Regions from separate parts of the Homo sapiens genome. Here regions 2, 3 and 4 are each linked to region 1. Evidence: chromatin loops called from intact Hi-C (ENCODE). Cell type or tissue: heart left ventricle. All regions are shown on one strand. Links, peaks and the distances in the headings refer to the core of each region. The heading gives the core; the rest is flanking DNA.

What was found. A loop is a pair of places that touch in the nucleus more often than their neighbours do. Peaks named below come from ENCODE experiments on the same cell type or tissue, not always from the same donor. Only the 100,000 strongest peaks of a DNase experiment are listed, where the experiment ranks them.
Region 2: it touches region 1 in a loop (4-fold over the local background); 2 of 110 quality-filtered maps call a loop at or near these places.
Region 3: a loop joins it to region 1, with 4 times the contacts of the local background. A loop is called at or near these places in 4 of 110 quality-filtered maps.
Region 4: a loop joins it to region 1, with 4 times the contacts of the local background. A loop is called at or near these places in 10 of 110 quality-filtered maps.

Annotation. Positions count from the first base shown.
Region 1 is chr11:108,965,376-108,970,932 of GRCh38, forward strand. No RefSeq gene overlaps it. Among named protein-coding and RNA genes, the nearest start is that of DDX10, 300 kb to the left of the region's middle. In heart left ventricle, for the core only: no CTCF peak of the experiment used is centred there; a DNase peak (open chromatin) is centred at 2,406; H3K27ac peaks cover 2,206 bases.
Region 2 is chr11:108,854,431-108,859,987 of GRCh38, forward strand. The region is part of intron 16 of DDX10 (DEAD-box helicase 10); the gene reads left to right. Among named protein-coding and RNA genes, the nearest start is that of DDX10, 190 kb to the left of the region's middle. In heart left ventricle, for the core only: no CTCF peak of the experiment used is centred there; no DNase peak of the experiment used is centred there; H3K4me3 peaks cover 544 bases; H3K27ac peaks cover 1,648 bases.
Region 3 is chr11:109,299,307-109,304,863 of GRCh38, forward strand. No RefSeq gene overlaps it. Among named protein-coding and RNA genes, the nearest start is that of C11orf87, 120 kb to the right of the region's middle. In heart left ventricle, for the core only: no CTCF peak of the experiment used is centred there; no DNase peak of the experiment used is centred there.
Region 4 is chr11:109,069,492-109,075,048 of GRCh38, forward strand. No RefSeq gene overlaps it. Among named protein-coding and RNA genes, the nearest start is that of C11orf87, 350 kb to the right of the region's middle. In heart left ventricle, for the core only: no CTCF peak of the experiment used is centred there; no DNase peak of the experiment used is centred there; H3K27ac peaks cover 1,823 bases.

The DNA.
Region 1 (5,557 bases), core at 402-5,401:
TATCTACACTGTTTTTTTTTTTCTTTTTAAAAAGGGGCGAAAAGAAAACCAAACTGCTTAGTGATAGTTTGTGAAAAGCAAGAAGTGTTGTGACATTTCTTGGTGCATGCGTGGAAGAACCATGGGATGAATGTGTAGGAAGTGGGGGAGGTGGGGAGTTCCTGGGTTAGAAGAGTTGGACAGAAGGGAGGTCAGCACACGAGTGTGAGCTAAGCTGCTCTTACAAAAAGACCCCAAATACGGTGGGATAAAGAGCAAAGGAGTTTGTCTTGCATGTCTCAGGTAAGCATTCCTGGACCGTGGGCAGTGCTGTCTACTTCCTAGAGGACCAGATTCCTTCCATCTCAAGGCTCTGCCCTTCTCCAGCGCTTTGCCATTCACTGCCTGGATGGCCAAGGCTGAGTCACAGCCACATGTGGAAAGAGAGTATGGAGGGGGTCAGGTCACACGGTTGGAGCTGCAGGCTGCAAGTCGTCCTGGTTGCAACACATCCCACTGGTAAGAGCTTCATCCACGGCCTCATCTAACTGTAAGGGAAGCTGAGCTGGCAATGTAGCATGGCTAGACAGCCCCATGTCTGGCTTTGATTCTACTCCTGTGGAAAAAGGGAAGAGCGGATTTTGGTGGACTACCAGCATCCTCTACTGTTGGTGTTTTAAGAGCCAAGTGGAGACACAGCAAGCAGTGGGACGAGGAAGCAGAGCAGAGAGAGGAGGTGAAGAACGGCAGCCACTGTTAGCAGCTTTCAACCAGGGTGACCTGTTTGATGCATCAGATGATGGTCCCCAAAGCATGGATGGATGATGTGGTTGTGGGCTGAACACTTCTGTTCATACTGCTGATGTGCGGGCATTGCTGCTGTCTCTCCCACTCAGGAAAGAGTGTCAGAATTCAAGTTAATATGACATCATTAGGAGGAACCTGGACTTCAGCAGCAGCCTCCTAACTCATCACTCACCACCACCAATCTATTATCCATTCCACAGCCAGATGAACCTTCTAAACCAAATCAAAGCAGCTCCCTTCCCTGCTTCCAGCCCTTTAGAGGCTCTCTGTTGTTCTTTGGATAAGGTTGAAGACCTTTCCCTTGAGTCATGCTGTCCTTTGTAATAGGGCCTCTGCCTCCTTCAGCAGCCCGATGGCTTGCCATTCTCCAGCCGTGCTGGTTGTCTCAGCTCTCCGGAATAAAGAATCTTTCTCTCCTGCCTCAGGGCCACCTTGAGCAGTCTTCCCCGTGCTCTTCTCCTGGATAACTGCTCCTCATCCTTCAAGATCTTTGAGTAAACATCACTTCCATGCAGGACTTCCTGTATCCCCTCAAACAGGGGAACACACCTGTGCTATACATTTCCATACCCCTTGCATGTTCATAAAGCCTACAAAACATGCGGCTCCTCATGGGATAACATCATCTTCATTTGACAATAGAGAACTCTAAGAGGGTCCAAATCTTTCTGTCTTGTTAGAGTTGGTGTTAAATGGGTGAAGAAATAAAGTACTGGGTTCTTCAGGCGTGCTGTAATCATTTCAAATGGTGCGCTTTAGAACCAGGTGGGAGTTATATTGGGGAAGGGCTACCAGCCAAAGGAGAGAGGCTTTCCATGAAGAGTGTGAAAAGGTGAGCAAAACCTTCACTGGCCGTGAGGGAGACGCCTGAGTTTTAGATACTGAAGCTAAAATAGGTAGGAATCAGATATTTCAGAAGGTGAAAAAAACAAGTGTGTCTGACCTTGTCTTCAGAGCATTCCTGGCCTCTGGGATCTATTTGTATGCAGATGTCATTTCCTATTTATAAATTAGCCTGGAGGGGCTGTGGGTCGGTAGGTGAACTGAAGGACAGTGGTGAGTCTGTAAGGGTGAGAGACTAGAGAGGAAAGGCTGAAAAAAATGTCCAATATTCAGCATTTTGTACATCCATTTAATAAATAGCTTGTGACAGCTTACTGATGTGCCTGCCACTGTGCTGGATGCTTTTGGGGACAAGAGGGGCAGGCAATACAGAGATGGAGGATGGAAAGGTCAGGGTGTGTGGGAGCACAGAGGAGAAAGCAACAATTTGCTCAGGCCAGGTGGGAGAAGGCATCACTGAAAGGGCAAATTTGAAGTGGGCTGTAAAACAATAAATTAGAATTTCCAGTGGAAAGGAAGAAAAAGGGCATTCTAGAAAAGTGAAGAATGGGAGCTTGAAAAATGTCAGTGTTTGGGCAGTAGCGAGGAGTTAATGTGGATCAGGAACCCAGACTGGAAAGCAGTGATGATAATGATCGCCGACATTTAGCAGACACTTCTTATGTGCCAGACACTGCTTAAGTGCATTGCCCATATAATCTCAGCTTACAAGTGGCAGAGCCAGGATTTTGAGCCAAGGCAGTCTGACTCCAGAGCTCATGCTTGCAAGCACGGGGCTATTCCACATTGTCATGGAGACTGCATGCCAGGCTGAGCTCCTGGGAGGGGTGAGGGTTTGGGAAAGATTTTAGCATTTGGAAAATGACGCGTTCAGACTGTGCTTTGGAAAGACCATTCTGAGACCTGTGTGAATACAGGCTGTGCAAGCTGTCATGAGAGGCAGAAAACACGGGATACTGCCCCACCAACGGGAAGCGTAGAATCTCCTTAACAAGCAGACCTCACAAGTGAGCCAATTAAATGCTAGGGTTCTTAACACAGATGAAGAACAAACTCTAAAAGAGCTTAGAGACCAGAGAGAAAGCTAAGCTGGGCAAATGAACACAGCCATTTTAACTTCAGGGAAGGTAGAGTTGAGTCCAAATCAAGATGTCCTTGCCTCTGCAGTGGAATGGCCCTAATTTTGTCCCCAAATATACTGGTTCGAATTGTATCCCCCAGAATTTCTTGCCCCTGAACCTCAGAGTGTGCCCTTATTTGGAAATAGAATCTTTTGGTAAATTAGTTAAGATGAGGTTACTCTGGAACAGAGTGGGCCCCAAATCCAATGACTGCTTTCCTTATAAGAAGAGGAAAAGAGAAGCAGAGACAGACACAGAGGACACAGACACACAGGGAAGATGGTCCTGTGAAGGTGGAAGCCGGGGTTGGAGCAATACCTCTACAAGCTAAGAAAGCCAAAGATTGCTGCCAATCACCAGAAGCCAGCAAGAGGCAAAGAGGAATCCTCCTTTAGAGCCTTCGGAGGGAGCATGGCTCTGCTGATGCTTTGCTTTTGGATGTCTAGCCTCCAGAAACCTGAGGGGATAAATTTCTATTATTTCAAGTCACCTCATCTGTGGCAATTGGTTATGGCAGCCCTAGCAAACCAACACAACAGAGGAGCTGAGAAACCAGAAGTCAAAGTCCTGCTTCACTCTCCTGATTTTTTTTTTTTGGAGACAAAGTCTCACTCTGTTGCCCAGGCTGGAGTGCAGCGGCACTATTTTGGGCTCACTGCAACTTCTGCCTCCTAGGTTCAAGCAATTCTCATGCCTCAGCCTCCCAAGTAGCTAGGATTACAGGCACCCACCACCATGCCTGGCTAATTTTTGTATTTTTAGTAGAGACGGGGTTTCACCGTGTTGGCCAGGCTGGTCTCAGACTCCTGACCTCAGGTGATCCACTTGCCTCGGCCTCCCAAAGTGTTTGGGATTACGGGTGTGAGCCACCGTGCCTGGCCTCACTCTCTTGATTTTAAGGACACATAGTCCACAGCCACGTTGTTAAGGTTAACCAGGATAAAGTCAGGGTGACTGAGGGCAAGGGCTCTGGATTTCAAATCCCTCCTCCTCCACCTACTTTCTAGGTAACCTTGAGCAAATTACTCAATTGCTATGAGCTTGGATTTCTTACCTGTATGATGCAGTTAGTGGTCGTCCTACCTCACAGGATTGTTTTGGGGATTAAGTGAGTTTATATACTTAAATATTTAGAGCAGTGGTTGCTGTTACCCTTATTGTTGTTGGTGGTATCATTTGCTTGGATTTGGGATAGGAAATAAGATGTCCTAGATCTTCAGCACTAATCCCTGCTGCTTTAATCAGGCATGCCCCTGCCTTTGTGCATCGTTTACCCAACATTCCACATCCATGCTCCCAGAAACATGGCCTTGATGATGCCTGAGAGCCATCTGTGATTCAGATGGCACAGGGTCCCCAGGGTCAGCACACCAGGTCTGCTGTGAGATTGTTTGCTCCAGAAAAGGTGGTGCAAGTTGCCAAGCAATGTAGAGGCCACAGCTGTTAGATCCCAGGAATTATACCTCCAAGTCCCACAAGGCCCATTTCTAATGCAACGACTGGGGAAGAACTCCAAAAGCATTATTTGTAGTCTTTCTTTTCCAGTCCCAGCCTACCCTACAGGTCACAGGACAGCAACTGCTGAGTACACCAAGTGTGAGTTTCATGCTGGCAGCAAAAAAAGGTTAGAAGAAATTGGAAGTGTTCTCTGGAGTTCTCACTCTATTAGCCTGCTCTGGTTTCTTAAGACTTTTGGCTTCTCTAAACCCAGGCTTTCTTAGGTCTGGGTGGACAGTCATTCCTTTTACTCTTTAGGGTTCTGACTTATAGAAAATAAACACAAAGAACTGAGTTAAGCAGGGGTCCACAGGGCACTTTTATTTACCAAAGTAAGGGCTCTCCAGAAAACTTTGTAGGCTTGAGACCAAATAGAGCTTTCTGTATCTTCTCCCACCTCAAAATCAGACTTACCCATTGTGGTAGATAAAGATGGCTTCATATCCTTTGACTCTTCTCCCATTGCAAGTAGAATCTATGTCTCGCACTTTTGAATCAGTGTGGGATCTTTGGCTGCTTTGATCAATAGTATATGGGCAGAAGTAACATTGTGCTAGTTTCCTAGTGACTTCTTTTTTCTGTTCTTTTGGAATACTCACTATTAGAACCTGGAGGGGCAGGTGAGAAGTCCAGCTTTCCTGGGAAACCACACAGTAGCCCTGAGACTCCATGGAGAGGAAGAGGCACCCAGCCGAGCCCAGCCTTCCAGCCATCCCCACCATGGTGCCAGACATATGAGTGAAGCTGTCTGAACCACCCCCGCCACAACCTGACCCAGCCACTAGCCAAACACCATGAAGTAACACCAGTCAGCGTCATGTGGTGCAGAAGAATTGCTCAGTTGAGTTCATCTCAGATTCTTGACCTGAAAAATTGTAATATATTATGAAATAACTGTTCTTGTAAGCCACTAAGCTTTGGCATAGTTTGTTACTCATGGGTAATTGGAACACTCACCCAGTCTCAGATAAAGAAACTGGAACCCAGAGTAGAGATTGGGCTTGGCATCATAGGCAGGCATTCTCTGATTCTGCTTAACAAAATGAGCCTGGGAACCCAAGGAGAGCCCAGGCCTCCAAAGCCCAGGGGCCCGTAAGAGTGAGAGGTGAGTGATGGACCCGTAACTTGTTACAGTGCATGGGCCTGCCCGCTGTAAATGGGCCCAGTGGGTGTCAGCCTTTCACCAGTTTTGCTAATCAGATAAATCTGATTTTCTCTGGGAAAAAGCAAGTAAAAAGGCAAAAAGAAAGATCAAGTATCCCTTCCTGGGACTTCTTGAGTGGCTTGAAGTGTTTGTAGATGTTTCTTCT
Region 2 (5,557 bases), core at 413-5,412, 110 kb before region 1:
TTACTTAGGATATTGCCTTCTGAATCACTTTAGTCAGATTCCAGGTAGAGCTTCCCTTTGATCCCTGAACCTACAAGCTATCCAGAAGATATTTTAATGGTCAAAGAAGGTGGTACTTGCAGACTTAATTTACCAGGAAATGTAGTCATAGCTGTTTATAGCTATTTTAAGCAATCACTGCATAGAAACTGAAAGTGTAAGAAAGGGAGGACTCACGTAGCTGTCTTTCTACCTTGTTTTGTGTTTCATGCAGCAAACATCATTTTATTATACAAGGAAGGATATAAAGGACACAGTATTTTTTTTTTAATTTTGGGGAAAGTGCTTGAATGAAGTTTCATGGAATTATCTTTATTTCCCAGAAAAGAGAAAACTTAATGATAATGTGAATTTTCAATTTTAGAAATGAATCTTCTCTGGCATATTGAAAGTACTTCTAAGAAAAATTGCTTTAAAGTGTGAGTAGGATAAACTAAAGTTGGAATGGACCTCTCAGGAATCTGATATGACTTTTTGTTAAAAGATAGATCTAAGTTCTGCCTAGTTATATTATGTGCAGAATTGGGAATGGAAGATAAATACGAAGCTGAAACTGTTACGAAGGTTTGCTGGGTACCTAATAGTGGTTTGGGAAATATAGGTCTTTTGGGTATCAAAACTTTCTTTAGCAGAGAAGTACTTGAATTGCACAATAGAATTGTTTTTACTTTAGCTAACAAGATGTCGTATATTCTTATGACCTACAGATTTTAAACTAAGATCTAGAAAAATACTTGTAGCAATGATCAATAGACCACATTGCTTTTTGAGTTCAGGTAGGTTACATAATCCTGGAATACAGCTTTACCTCATTATCTAGCTAAATTTCCTTTTGCTTTGAGGGTCACAAGTGCTAGTAGGAATCCCTGGTCGCTGGAATGATTTTGTATAAATGTAAGGAAAAGGAACAACAGTGCTGAAACTTGAGGAAATAGATCCTCAGCAATATCTCACTACTGTGCTGCTTTTGAAAAGAAAGTGTGATTTTTATTTATTTATTTATTTTTTAAGATGGAGTCTCGCTCTGTCACCGAGGCTGGAGTGCAGTGACGCGATCTTGGCCCACTGCAACCTCCGCCTCCCAGGTTCAAGCGATTCTCCTGCCTCAGCCTCCCGAGTAGCTGGGACTACACGCATGTGCCACCACGCCCAGCTAATTTTTTGTATTTTTAGTAGAGACAGAGTTTCACTGCATTAGCCAGGATGGTCTTGATCTCCTGACCCCGTGATCCACCCTCCTCGGCCTCCCAAAGTGCTGGGATTATGGATGTGAGCCACTGCAACTGGCCAAAAGTATGATTTATTAAACAAAAGTCTGAGGCTGATGAAATTGAACACTGACTATGAAGGAACAAAGAGTAGGAAAGAGCTCAAACACTTAAAATAGTTAAAAGTTGCTTTGACTATATTAAAAATGATGATTATAGTTCGTATTTTTAAGGTGTGGGGAAAATATGTCATACATTTTGAGGTTGAAGTTTTATAGATGTACATTTTCACTTGTTTTTATTTTTTGGTTTGTACTGTGTTTTTATTTATACTTAACAAATAGTGGTTTTAGGTAATAGTTTCTTGAATACCTAAGGTAATCTCTGTACAACAGAAAAGTAGTGTTGAAGTTAGAGCTCTCAGAATAGGAGGTCTGAAGAAGTAGTAGTTAATTAATTTTAAAACTCTAGGCCGGGCATGGTGGCTCATGCGTGTAATCCCAGCACTTTGGGAGGCCGAGATGGGTGGATCACCTGCGGTGAGGGGTTCAAGACCAGCCTGGCCAACATGGCAAAACCCTGTCTCTACTAAAAATACAGAAATTAGCCAGGCATGGTGGTACCCGTCTATAATCCCAGCATACTCGGGAGGGTGAGGCAGAAGAATCACTTTAACCTGGGAGGTGGAGGCTGCAGTGAGCCGAGATTACGCCACTGCAGTCCAGCCTGGGTGACAGAGCGAGACTCTGTCTCAAACAAAACAAACAAACAAAAAAAACCACCAAAAAAAACAAAAAACAAAAAACAAAACAAAAAAAAAACCTTAAAAAACTAATGGACTTGAGAGATGCCCTGGACTGACTTTTTAATCTACTGGTCTTCAATGACTTTTTCTCTGACTCAACAGTAGTTTCATAAAGCAAAGCTAACTTTATTCATTTGATATTTTGTTCTTCCTACTTTTTTGGTGCTAAAATATCCTTTCATTTATGAAATAATACTGATAATTTTTTAAAAAGTCTTATTATTTGACAAAGTAAAAACCCATTTCACCACTTTAAAATCTTTTTTGAGCTTTTTCTGATCCATGAAATTGAAGAGCGAGTGTGGCAGCCACTGATCTACTCCAATGGTTTTCAGTATTATATTGAGTGACCTATGGACTCTCCTCTCCACCCCCCACCACCCCCGCGTGAGAATATTATTTGGGCAAGGCTCTAGGGTTCCATTTAGTCCTCATCCAGACCAGCTCAACTTTATTTTCCTCTTTACATTTTGAACTTCCAGGGAATATTTTATTTGAAATATTGTTTTCCTTAAATGTATACATACATAGCTACATAGCTAATACTTTTAAAGTACCCAAATAAGTTAGGGCTGAAAGCAAGTGAATGACTTGCCTAATGTCATAGCTTCTTTGGTGGCAGAACTGGTATATGCCCCCAGGTTTCCTGAATCTTCATTCCCTGTTATTGTTTATTGTCCTATGCCCTTTCTGTATGTTGCTTTTTTTTCTTTTTCTATGTAAAAACAAATCGCATCCATGATACATGATCTAACGACTAGTCATGGAAAATTACTAATAGCAAATACCTTTAGTAAGGAAAGAACTCTGGGCTGAGATCTAGAAGGCAGGCTATGTCTTAAAGTTTCTGGGTGGCTGGGGACAAGCCATTTATCTTTCTGGGCCTGTTCTCAGCATGTGTAAAAGGTTACCCCTTTCATGAAGATTTTTCTGACTCTCTCACATATTATGGGCTCCTGCTTTTGGAACTACTCCCGTGGTCCCCTGTCTAGAGCACCGCCAATAATTACAGTGCTGATGTGGTTGCACTTCTCTCTCTCTTTGGCTCTGGCTCTTGTTTTCCTTTGTGTGCCTATCTCTCATCACAGTGCTTTGTTGGCTGAGGGCAGGCTTTCTGGCTCACAGTTGGCCATCTCCTCGCAAACAGTGCTGAGGTCACTCATATTATGATTTCTTATTTTGTAGACAAGGAAATTGAAGCTTAGGAAGTTGAAGTAACTTTCCCAATAACATACAGCTAGGAAATGGCAGAGCCAGGATGCAAATCTGCTTTATATGACGCTGAAGCGTTGACTCTTAAGCATTAGGCCATAGGTCATTTCCGAGGTAGTCAAGAATATTCAATTTGAGAGTCTTAAAAACTGAAGCAGAAGTTGCAAGTAAATATTTCTTCTCCTGAAATTGCTTTCCTTATCCACAATTAGTTCTCTTTTATAGGTGGCTGCATTGAGAAACAGAATATTAAGAAGCAGAACAGAACCATAGGCGGATACAGAATATTGTGCATCTCCTATTAGTTACTATAAAATCTCACTGGAATCCCAGCAGCTTAATTTTTTCTTACAAATGAAAAATTAGGAAACATTTACCATTATTTCCAGCCCAGGAAGACCTGTTAAACATACCATATTCTCATATCTTCTTGATTTTTAAATTTTATACATGTTTTCCCTCTGCCTAGGATATCTTCTCCTTCATTGCTTTTTCCTCTGAACTGTTTCCGTTTTGAAGCCTTTTCTGCCTCCTTCAGGCCGACTCATGACGTTCTTCCTTTCTGGACCACCGGACTTCGTGTACATTATTCTGCCGTGTTACTTGGTGATTGTCTCTCATCACTAGACTATAAACTCCTTGAGAGCAGCAGCTGAGTTTTTTTCATGGATGGCACATAATAAATGCTCTGTAGATATTTGAATCAGTGAAATGCAACTATATTCATTCTTAAAGTTAACACTTTACATGTTAATGCTATGTCAGTTATAAGATCCTTGAGGTCTAGCACCGGGGCCTGCAGAATACAGTGAATTTCCATTCTGCCAGACTGGATGTATCTAACACACTCAGCCCTTTCCAAGTTCCTACTTCCCTTCTACCCCATCTTGTGTTAAACAAATCCGTGAATTTGTATTAAGATGATAGATTCTTAATATTAAAACAATGTAGTAAACTCTGTAGGCAATCAGAATCCCATTAGAATCCTTCACGCATGCCTTATTTGCGAAGAATTTAATAAATTCTTAAAGGATGAGTTGTCCTAAGATGTGCATATTGATTTTGCCTTTCTTCCTTCTTTTTATCTAACTTCGAGCTCCTCAAGTTGCATATGGAAAACTTGAGTGTATGGTACTGTATGGGTGGTAAAAGGGATACTCTAGGGTAATTTGATATGTTGATTTTCACCTTGCCTGTCAGCTTTGGAACTGAATGCCCATGGAAGTTGTGACTTCATTCTGTGATGCAGTTCCTTGCTCATAAATATTTGTTGATTGACCAAAAAAGTGGATCCTGCTAAAATGTCTTCATTGGCAGTATCATGGTGAATGTTGCATTTGATGCCATTGAACGTGAGTAGCCTGAATAATTGTGACCTTATTCAAATGTGGTTAGATTGTAGGAGAGCTAGCACTCAGATCCAGGTCGGATTGCACTCCTTGACTCTGACCACTGATGACTCTGCAGTGGGTGTTAAGGATGATCTTAAACCTGTTCAGGGCAGCCATTAACTCTGAGAATAAGAGGAAATTTTTCAGGAAACAAGTCAAACCTTTTACACTTGGAGTATTAGACCAGATTAATTTAAGGCAGAATTTTAATGACTATGTCAGAATGTGTTTATTCTAATACTTCTTAGAGAATTAATGTTTGGTGTTAGAGTCAGAATACTGTTTCTTTTATTAAACTTGCAAAATGTACTAACCAGATAAAACTTGAGGAAAACAGATTCCTAATAAATTTGAGTAAGGTGTAAAAAAAAAGGGCTGTGTGTGTACATATCCCTTTGTTTATGTTGTAGAAAATAGTTGTATTATTAAGTGGTCTGATAGTCTGTTCAGTTGGGTGGTCATTTAGATCCTTTCCAATGAAACAGCCTAAACAGTAAATAAATCCAGGTGATGCCCTTTATACTTCATCATGGTTGATTCAGCTTAGGTGAAGTTAGAGATAATTTGACATTTATATGCTTGAGTTAGGGATTTATAGGCACATCTAGCAGAACAAATTAACTGTATTTGAATCATTGTGGTCAGTTTCATTATGTGGCTGAGTCTGTGTTATTCCAGTGGTTACATGCTCTACTTTGTAGAGAACTGTGCCTGTGGGTATGTGTGGATGTGACCATCGTGATTGTGGAGACTGATACTTAGGATCATTTGCCTATATTTTTGTATGTATTAGCATTCATTAATGGTCTAAATGATGGTTATTCTTTTGACTGTTAGTAGTCATTACTGGCTGTTGTAAGATTATACCATCATAATTTCTGATATAGTATACAAAAGTCTCT
Region 3 (5,557 bases), core at 378-5,377, 330 kb after region 1:
TTGTTTTTTTTTTTTCAGATGGAGTCTCACTCTGTCGCCAGGTTGGAGTGCAGTGACATGATCTTGGCCCACTGCACCCTCTACCTCCCGGGTTCAAGTGATTCTCCTGCCTCAGCCTCCTACGTAGCTGGGACTATAGGTGCGTGCCACCACACCCAGCTAGTTTTTGTACTTTTAGTAGACACAAGGTTTTACTATGTTGGCCAGGATGGTCTCGATCTCTTGACCTCACGATCCACCTGCCTTGGCCTCCCAAAGTGCTGGGATTACAGTCATGAGCCCCCGCGCCTGGCCTCTGTGTTGTTTTTTAGTGCTGTTATGGTTGTGTTCTTTAAAAATATGTCTATTTTTGTCATTTCACTGGAAACTTCGTCTAGAGGAAAGGTAGGCATATGTGCTCATTTTGCTACTTTGAATAGACAGTACTCTTGTTCAGTCTTGTTATTTGTCAGAATTAGACTGCATTTGATTCTTGTTATTTACATGTGTTGTTTGATTGTCAGTTCCCCTGTGATGTTACATCTTCTGTTCTTGAGTTTAGTTCAATTTGTGTTAGCTTTCCCTCCATTTCCTAACTAGTTTTCCCCCTTTTTTCCTGGGTACCACACGACCTAAACCCTAGAATGGTGTCCAGTTGGACACCCAGTAAATTTTTGAATAATTTAAATAAAATATGGTATCTTCTTCTTCCTTTATGTATTTTCATCAAAGTTATTTTCTTCAAAATTTGTCACATAATTTTTCCTGTGAGCTGTCAGTTGATACAAATGCTTGGTCACTGGGAATATACTGGCCTCTTGTTCAGCCTTGACTTCCAACCCGCAACTGCTGAGTCTCTTCCAATTTCCAGCAATGGCCGAGAATAACTTATTGGCTCACAGATCCCTTCTATAGTAATTCAATGGAGGTGATGAAGTGGTGGGAAAAATGTTTCATTCAAATCACAGGTTTCCAGAGGGCATAGTGAACTCAGGTTTAATTCAATCTTGATTCAGTGTCCAATATTTCTGACATTTGATGGGGGGCATGGCAGTAAAAGCCTCTATTCAGGGATGATGGTATCAAGGGAATGGATAAACCTTCCTTCTGGTTGGTTTGTCTGATTTGGATGACTGACTGCCAAGAAGGATTTGACAAGTGCTAAACAGCCGCCTATAGCTCAGGCCAAATCGGCTGGGGTTTGAGACATAAATCTTGCTTCTACAGGGGATGAAAGTGCAAGACAGAAAACCGTAGCAACCATCTTTTCCCAAGATAAGGAAAACATAGAGGTATAGAGAAACACAGACTGTGACCCCCAGTCCAGGCTGGCCAGGACTCACACAGACTCCACTCATCAATGTAAATAGGGCTCTGAATATACCTCAAAGCTTTGTGAGGACTGTCTCAGGCCATGCTGGAAACCATTCTGTGAAATGAGGCTGGAGAAGGCAGGAATTAGTATGTTAACTTTGTTCCTTCAAATTGCTCCTCTGGATTTTCAATGTAGTTTTCATCTGTAAGACCTATTGCTCTTGCTCTTTGCAGCGGGGCCTCTTTATTTGCCAATCAAAAGGGTCTTCATTTTTAAAGATGGGTGATGGGTAAAATGAGCTCATCTAAGCTACTCTGTCCCAACTTCTGATCCCATGAGAGGAGAATCCAGTCTGAAGCAGATTCTTGAATCAAGCAGGCCCCAGGGATTGCAGCTGGTAGCACCAGCACTTCCTCTGCCTCTACTTTTTTTTTTTTTTTTTTTTTTTTTTTTTTTTTTTTTACAAGTTAGACTGATAGTGATACTACTGGGTGCTGACAGACCTTGCAAGTTCGTCTTGCCAACTGCTCCTGCCAAAGCTGGAAGGTGAAAGAGCAGCAACAGATGCCACCATAGCAGCTGCAGCCATCTGCTAGAAGATAAAATGTGTTGCCAAGAACAGTGCTGGGGAGAGGAGAGGGGGAAAAAGAGGACATACTTGAACTGAGCCAGCAGTTCCAGCTTAGAATCCAGAGCATGGCAGAGCTAATAGGTGGTTTCTTGTTTACCTTTCCTAAGGTAATGCTCCCCACCTCACCATCTGCCATTCTGCCTTCTCCAACTCTGCTGTTTCCTGATGGTGAGCAATGCCCACTCCTCATTCACCATTTTTGAGAGTGCTTTACAGAAGAAGCAGCAGACCATTTGGCCCTGCCTTTGAAGCCCAGATTACATCAATATTGACCTTCTGGTTCTCTGAGCTCTTGTCAATTAAAATCAGTTTTCCTCTTTCTTGGATCCTTTTCAATTCCAACACAGAAGCTAATGCTGTGCAGATTTAGGTCTCCCAGATATAGAATTAACCATGATTTTGCTATTAATTTGCAGGAGGCCTAGAAAAAATTCTAGGGTACTGGATAAAAAATTTTAAAAGTTTGGATGAGCCAACTTCTCTAGACCTTAGTGTTCTCATTTCTAAAGTGGGAGACAGAATTATTAAATTCTAAAATTTATTGAACACTCAATAGGCACTAATCGAAGCATTTCATGTTTATTAACTTGTTTAAGCCTCACAACAGCTCTGAGAGGTAGGTATTATTATTATCCCTATTTTACAGATGAGAAAGTTGAAGCACAGAGTTTATATAACTTTACTGTGCAGCTAGAGGTGGTAGGATTCAATTCTACACAGCTGGGCTCCGGATTTTGTACTTTTCTCCATCGTGTTATACCGCCTCTACAGAATCCCTTCCAGTTTTAAGATTCTCTAACTTTTTCAGGACTCTAGCTTTTTCTTTTCATTGTGGTGGACGCCATTATTAGAGTTCAGGACTTTGAATAATTTTGCATTTTTATCTTGGTGGAAATGTAGCAAGTCATAGCTGGATTCTTCGGACTGTTTATATGCTAGCTTTCAACTTCTCTACTCTCAGATGCCCAGAACTGCCCATTATCTATACTGTGCCAGTCCCTCAACCTCCTTCAGAAGCATCCATTGACTTTTCAGTTCAAATGTCAAAACTTCTGCTACCTTCAAAGCTTTTCAACTAAATGATCTTATGCTGCATGTGTGATCTCATTGTTTTCTAGCATATTCTTCCTTTTAGGAAAACTTGTGTTCTTGTGTTGCTCTCTTCCCACTTCGCTTTGCACTTCAATGTTATCTGTTTACATAAGAAAAATACTGTTTTGTGTTGGTTTGCTTTACAGCTTACAATCTGCTTTCACGCACATTATTTCATTGGCTCCCACAACAAATCTATGAGGCATCTACCTGGGTTATCACAACCAGACATTGGACTACTTCCATTCGTGTCCACCTCAGATTCTTCCTCCTTATTGCTGCCAGAGGAATCTTTCAGGAAGGACAAATCTGTCCATATCACTCCCTGGTTTAAAATATGTCAGTGAGTTCTTATGCTGATAGGATCTTGCTGTTTTCTACCTTTCCAGCTCTTTTATCCTCACTCTTCTCTTCTCATCATATGACTCAGCAATGCCAAACCAAACACAGTTCCCAGAACCCACTGCAATATCTCACACTGCTGAGGTTTTGCTCTTGCTCCGTCTTGATCAGGACTTGCCCTCCCCTTTTGTTGCTTATCTAATTCCTACTGTCCTTTAGAAGTCTGGGCCAGCTCCTCCAGGCAGTTTCCCTGCCCCCTCCCCTGCTGCAAGATTACGCAGTCTAAGTGTGCCCATCCACATCCTAACATTTATTTTGTATTAAAATTATCTATTTGTTATGTGTCTTGTCTCCTCCTATTCCTGGAAAGCATAAGCTATATCAAATACACCTTTGAAGCTTTTGAATCCTAGGTCTTAGTGCTGCAGCATTCTGCTAATTAAAGTATGTTGACCTGCACTGAAGCCCCACTACATAGATCAGTAAACTGAGTCCGAAAAAGTTTCAATCAACTTCTGTAGGTATCGTGGCTAGAAAATGACAGAGCAGGCAGTAAACCTCTTGACTATCAATGCCTTAGGAATTTGGCCCAAACTGTTTTAAATGCATGGAATAATCTTTCTCCTATTTTACATGACAAGTCCTTTACCTCTATTTTCAAATAGTGTCTCGGATCTACCCTCTTCATCTATGTTCTCCCTCAAATCAAACTCTATTTACTAGATTAACTATTTTATACAATGTTTTCTCCATTTGTCTATAATCTTCTTCGGATCAGGAATTGCTGCTTCTTTCTTCTCTGACTCATTATCTAATAAAATGCACCCAATGGGACTCAGTCAGTGCTTGCCTTCTGACTGAAATACTTCAAAGCAAACCTCAGTACACATAAAAAGAAAGCACACTTGTACAGCTTGTGCAAATAGTGATTAAGCCCCATTGTGTCTAGGGCTAGGTCTGCTCTGGCTTTCCCCAATTTCCCCCAGTGTAAGCATGCTATGCCTGCTTTCCACTGCACCCCATTTCTCTGAGGCATCTTCACTTGGCTGGACAGTTCTAGCATTTGAAAGAGCATTAGCAGAGTTGACTTCCTTTTACTGTATAATGGAAAAAGCAAGGGCCTTGGAGTTAAAAGACCTTGGTTTGTTTTCCGGCTCTCTAGGCCCACAGTCTCTTATTTCAGTGTTGGGAATCAAAATAGTAGATGTTCTATTTAAGTTCCAGAGTTATTGTGTGATCAAGTAAGGTAATGAGATAATGCATGTGCAAACTATTTTTGTAATCCATCCTCACTATATAATCAGTCCTCATTATTTGTGAATTCTGTGTTTGCAAATTTGCCCAGTGCCTAAAATTTATGTGTAACCCCCAAATCAATACTCATGGCATTTCCACAGCCGTTGTCAGACATGTACCAGGCTGTGAAAAATTTGAGTTACTCCTCAACATTCGTGTTCCCAGCTGAGGGAGAAAAGGGTGACACTCCTTCTTGTTTTAGCTCTCATGCTATTAAGTATCCTTTTTTTTTTTTTTTTGCCAGATTTTGTTGCATTTTTGTGCTTTTTTATTGATGATTTTACTGTTTAAAATGGGCCCTGAGCTTACTTCTGAAGTGCTGTCTAGTATTCTAAGCACAAGAAGGCTGCAATGCCCCTTACAGAGAAAACACATATGTTAGAGAAGCTTCATTCAGGCATGAGTCATAGCACTGTGGGCCATGAGCACAATGTTAATGAATCAATTGTATATGTTACATAAGATGTCTTCAAACAGAAACACACATAAAACAAGGTTATGTTTTTATTCGTTGATTAAAATGTTATGAGCAGAGGCTTGCAGTAACCTAACCCTGTATTTTACCTAGGAGCCATGGCTCAGTGTTTGCTAATTCATTGTCCATAGTGACTTGGTGGAACATAATCAGCCCTAATAATTGGAATACATTGCATTCATTTGTAAGGGAATCTTCCCATTTGAGGTCACTTCTGTCTTGTCTCTAACCACTCCTAATCCTTAGCACCGTGTCTCTCAAACTATTTTTGCTCCTTAAGAATCATTGAGGAACTTATTAAAATGTAGAGAAGATTTGACATGTTCTCAATACAAAGAAATGACAAATGTTCAAAGTGATGGATATCCTAAGTACCCTGATTTGATTATTATACATTGTATGCATGAATCAAAATCTCACATGTACA
Region 4 (5,557 bases), core at 139-5,138, 100 kb after region 1:
TAACATACAGAAACAATATATTTGATAACACCACAAAGGAAGGAGTGAGAAGGAAACTAATTGGCATTAGGAAATGACATCAGATGATAATTAAAATCCACAAGAAGTGAAGATAACCACAATTGGCAAATAAGAAGTTTCACATATATTTTTAAAAAACAATAAATATGTTTGTGTTCTCATTTCTTCTCTTAGATTTCATAAAAGACGTACTGTGTAAAAAGCAGTAATTACAATGTATTGTTAGGTTTGTAACATCTGTAGGCCTTAATATATTAAGAATAATAGCACAAAAAAGGGAGAGGGAATGAAGCAATATAGGAAAAGTTTTAATATCTTACTGGAATTAAGTTAGTTTTAATTTGAAGTAGATACTGATAAGATGTGTATTATAATGCCCTAGGGCACCACTAAGAAAATAACTGAAAATATATAGCTAAGAATCATTAAAGGAATTTAAATTGTATACTAGGAAATAATCACTTGAGACAAAGGAGATGGTAGAAGAGAAACGTATAAACAATAGAAACATATAAACAATGTAGCCATGAGACATGTAGAAAGCACAAGCCAAAGTGGTAATTGGCACTCCAAACATATCAATAATATTAAATGTAAATATATTAAACAATCTAATCAAAAGAAAGAGATTATCAGATTTGATAAAAACAAAACATGACCCAGGAGTTACTTTAGATTCAAAGATATAAACAGGTTGAAAGTAAAAGAATGGAAAAAGATATACCATGCAAATATTAACCATAAGAGCTATGGAGTGACTATACTACTATCAGATAAATAGACTATAAGATCAACTATGAGTCAGATCACATCATTTCTCTGGTCAGAATCCTCTAGTAGCTTCCCTTTCCTGAGAAGAAAATCCAAACATTTAACCAGCAACTACTCCCCACTCCCTAATCTCATGTCATCATTCTCTGAAAATGCCTTTACTCTGTCCTACATTTTGATCTTAGGTTGCATAGGTATAGAATTCTTGGTTGGAAATTAGTTTTCCTCACTTGAAGACACTGCTCCATTTTTCCCTTCGGAAGCTTTAAGGATGGTTAGAGTATGCTCTTCAGCCCTAGTACTCTGAAATGTCATGAAAATGTACCAAAGTTTAGATTACTTTTCTTTCATTGTGCTGAACACTCAATGGAATGGGCCCTTTTGATTTGTAAATGTGTGTGTGTGTGTGTGTGTGTGTGTGTGTGTGTGTGTGTGATCTCTCTTCTTCCTGTTTGCTCTGTTCTCCCTGTCTGGGATAACTTATTTACTAACTGTTTACTAGAGTGGGTTGCTTCTGTAAATGACGACTACCACCCATTGTGTGTTGAGTTTTATTAGTTTTTGCATTAGGCTATTTTCCTGTCTTATCCCAAAGTCTGGAAGGAACTTACTATAACCCTAAGTGCTCTAAACCTATTCTCTTGATCATCACTTGGCAGACAATTGCACTTAATAAATACTTAACAATTGCCAAATGAACATTAGTTACTAGGGACTCAGAGGTGACCACATGATGACCCGAAACATGACTAACTATACATATGCCACTGCTCTAGGTGAGTTGGATGGGCCTGCATCTTCTCCCCCTGTCCTCACTTTCTTTGTTGGCTTCTGTGCTTCCTGACTCTGACTCTCATAAGTCTGATATTAGCTTCACTTGTGTCTTGACGCCACCTTACTCACCAATTCTCCCAAACTGTCTCCAGCCCCGTTCTCTGTGCATGTAACCTCTTGGTTCTTTTGGTCCTAAAATTCCTAAGATTAATAACCACCTAAAATATTATTAATTTACCTTTATTGGGCAAAACTAGATATCATAATCCTCACTTTTCATATGAGGCAAGCTGAAGATTGTCTGGATAAAAAGAATGAGGCTCTCAATCTAGGTCTTAGTCTAAAGTCTCATGCTTTTTCAACCTTGCATGCTGCCTCTCAGTCTGCACTGTGTTATCAGGAGCAAATGAAGCAAGCAGTGTTAGAATCTGCACAGATTTTGGTTATGTTAATGGGCATGCAAACTCTCCCTAAAGTTTTCTCATTTTAAAAGCTGATTTCTGCAGCTAGAGTGATAAACACAGAAGAATGGATTTCTGTTAATAAGAATTAAGATGAGGTTATAGTTATGGGGATGGTGGGGTCAGGGGAGGTGGGCTGGATTACTGAGGATAGAGAGCCTTTTGTCAGTGCCATTAAAGAACCTCATCCAGGCACTGCTTGGACAAGCAGAGCCAGGTGATAACAGCAGAGTTTTTGTTGGCATTGCTTCTCCCACAGATGACAAAGCCAAGGACAATGTGTTCCAGCTTCAGGGGGAAGCAAGTTGTGCATTAGGAGGTAAATCTGTGGCTTGCAAAAGGTTGAATAAGATGCCTCTTAAAAAAAGCTCAGCAATCAGCTAAATTTAGCGTGGAGAGCACCATCCAGGCCAAGAATATTCTTTGGCCTTTGGCCCATAGCATTTTCATTTGACGGGGAATTGGATGCATTTTCATTTCCTCTAAGCTTTTCTCTTAACTCTCAGTACCTTCGCCTTTGGAGGCAGGAGTCTATGTGCTAATAGTTGGCTGAGGCCCCGTAGCTGATTCATGTTGGGTTAGGCTGTTGTTACATTGCTATAAAGAAATACCTGGGACTGGGTAATTCATAAAGAAAAGGGCTTTAATTGGCTCACAGTTCTGCAGGCTGTATAGAAAGCATAGCACCAGCATCTGCTTCTGGTGAGGTCTCAGGAAGCTTCCAATTATGGCAGAAGGCAAAGAAAAAGCAAGCATGTCACATGGTGTGAGTGGGAGCAAGAGAGAGACCTGGGACTATGTGGGGGAGGCACCACACTCTTTTAAACGGCCAGATTTCATGAGAAGGAATGCACTATCACAAGGACAGCACCAAGGGGATGGTGCTGAACCATTCATGAGAAATCCCATCACCTCCCACTAGGTCCCACCTCCAACACTGGGGATTACATTTCAACATGAAATTTGGTGGGGACATATATTCAAACTATATCACATGTCTCTGCTCATAATGACAGTTAAGGATGGTCTTGCTGCCCATTTTCAGTGAGAGATTGGGTGTTCACTGTGATGTTTTCATATAATGTTTTTCGTATGTCATCCATCTGGAGGAGGCTTTCTTGACTCTCCCCTCTCTTCTCATTATCCTTTGCATTCCCTTCTCTGAACTTTATTCTTTTTCTTTGAAGTTGTTTTCAAAGACAAGAAGATCTTTGGCAATGCGAGCCCTTTGCAGACCATAGTGAATGCCTGTTCATCTGCTCATTGATTCAGTGCCACTACTGCATGTCAAATGCCACAGCTTCCAGGGTACCCAGCTTTCTACCTACCATCTGATTTCCCAGAATGTAGAAATGGACATCCAAATCTGTGGAAAATTCAGAAACAATAAGATAGAGTAAAATAAAGTGTGAACTCTGGCATCAGCAGGTCCAAGTTCCAATACCAACTTTGCTATTTACTTGACATGTTATTTACCTCTCTGAGCATGATTTTTCTTGTCTGTGAGAAGGTGATAATAACTTGTAAGTTCTTTTCTGGCTTAAAAGGGGTACTGATAGGTATTCTTTAAGTGTCGGTTTTCTTCTCTCTTTTCTTACAAGGAACAACTGGTTTGGCTTTGTTACTCTTTACTCTGCCCTCTGATATTGCATATTCAGCAGAACCGATCTCTGGGTCTTACAGTCACCTAGCTGGCTCATTGTGAACTCTAGGGAGAGTACCTGGTTTTTGTGCCTGGGTACTTCCACTTCCCTTTCACCAGGTTTATTGGTTTGTTCCTCAGTAGACCTGAGTAGTTTTTTATCCCAACCATTAATCTGGTTTGGATTCACTCATTCATTAAACAAATATTTATTGAGCACTTCTATATGCCAACACTGTGTTAAGTGCTGGAGACATATTCTCTGTCCTCAAGGAACCTACAGTTTAGTGAAGATAGACAAGTCAATGCACAACTACAATGGTGTCAACTAATGCCCGTGTAGGTGAAGACACACATAGAAAGGGTACTGAAACCAACCTGGGGACTCACCAAGGGCTTTGTGCAGGAAGAGACATTTATACTGACATTCAAGAATGAGTAGGGACTGGCCAGGCAGAGACATGGATGGGTAGAGTAGGTGTGAAGGATGATGAAAGTGAAGGCAGTGCATATATGTGCAGCATCAAATAGGCTGGGCCTCCGCAGAGATTGAGCTGACTGTGGCACTGTCTACCTACCAGCACCTGGGAGGCTGCTGGGATTGGAGTTATTTTAGGGAGACAGATCATCAAGGATGGCTGGCAAGACTTGTCTCTTTGTGAAGTATTTTACAAAATACTTAATGACTTTTCAGAGACTCTTTGGAAATAGTCCCAGTGTGATATTTCTGTTGGTCAATGGGTAGGTGTTTGCATGCATTTATGTGTGGAGAGGTGCAAAGTGTAGGGGAAAGTCACTTCTCTCTTAATTTTTGTGCCATGATGTTAAATGTATTTTCTTTGTGGGACATTTATTCTTGAGGTCCAATCAGTCACTTTGAAGAACAAAGTGTGACATCTTCAGCCCAGCTGGGCCCATGTGCCCATGCCTGCCTGAGTTGCTCAAGCCCTCTCATTGGTCCTAAACGAGACACTGCTACTTTAGACAGGGTTTAGGTTGGCTGATGGGGAGGAGGAACATATAACATGTGAATCAGGGTCATGGATCCCTGCCCAGGCATAAGGGGCAGGCATAAGTGTGTGTGTGTGTGTGTGTGTGTGTGTGTGTGTGTGTGTGTGTGTGTTGCAGGTGAGTTGGAAGCCACATCTCAAAGCTGGCTGCTGCTTTTCACCTTCCTTCTCTGATGCTCCTGCCCTGCCTATCTACCACATGTGGGGAACACCTAGGTGCTTCATTACAAAGTCTGATTGCTTAGCTAGTTAGAGTCAAAGTGACTCAGTGCTTTCAAGTCTATCTTGGTTGGAAGAGAGCTTCTACCTGAAATTTGCAGCCATAATCTCAGAGAAGGAGGATTCTCTCTATTCTCCTGTTCTCCTTTCCTTGCTCCCCAGTTGCCTTTGGATACAATACAAGGTAGTCCTGTTTGATCTAGATTCTTCAGATCCTGAATTGGTCAGAAATGCTAATCTTGTCCAGCAATTCTGGTAGATCCCAAGGCTGATATCTCTGTATAACCCTAGATACAATGCCTTCTAGCATCTTCATCTATTTGTATCTTTGAATCTGAATTCCCTTATTGCCAGAGGATAATCTCTGAGATTCTTTAGTTTATTTTGCGTGTGATGGGAAGTAAGGTGACTTCTTCAAGATTCCAGAGCTAGTTGAGAGCAAGGTCACTAATTGTTAACCCAGTACTCTTTCCACTAAATATCAACAACTTTATCTACATTCTCTATGTATGGCCCCGAAGTGTGGGAGAGAACTGATGTGCTAGACATTGTGCTAAGGGATTTACACATATTTCCCTCATCCATTCATCATCCTAGCTCCTGAAATAGGGCCATTGACCCTGATAGTAAAAGAAGGGAACGGATTCAGAGAGGGAAGC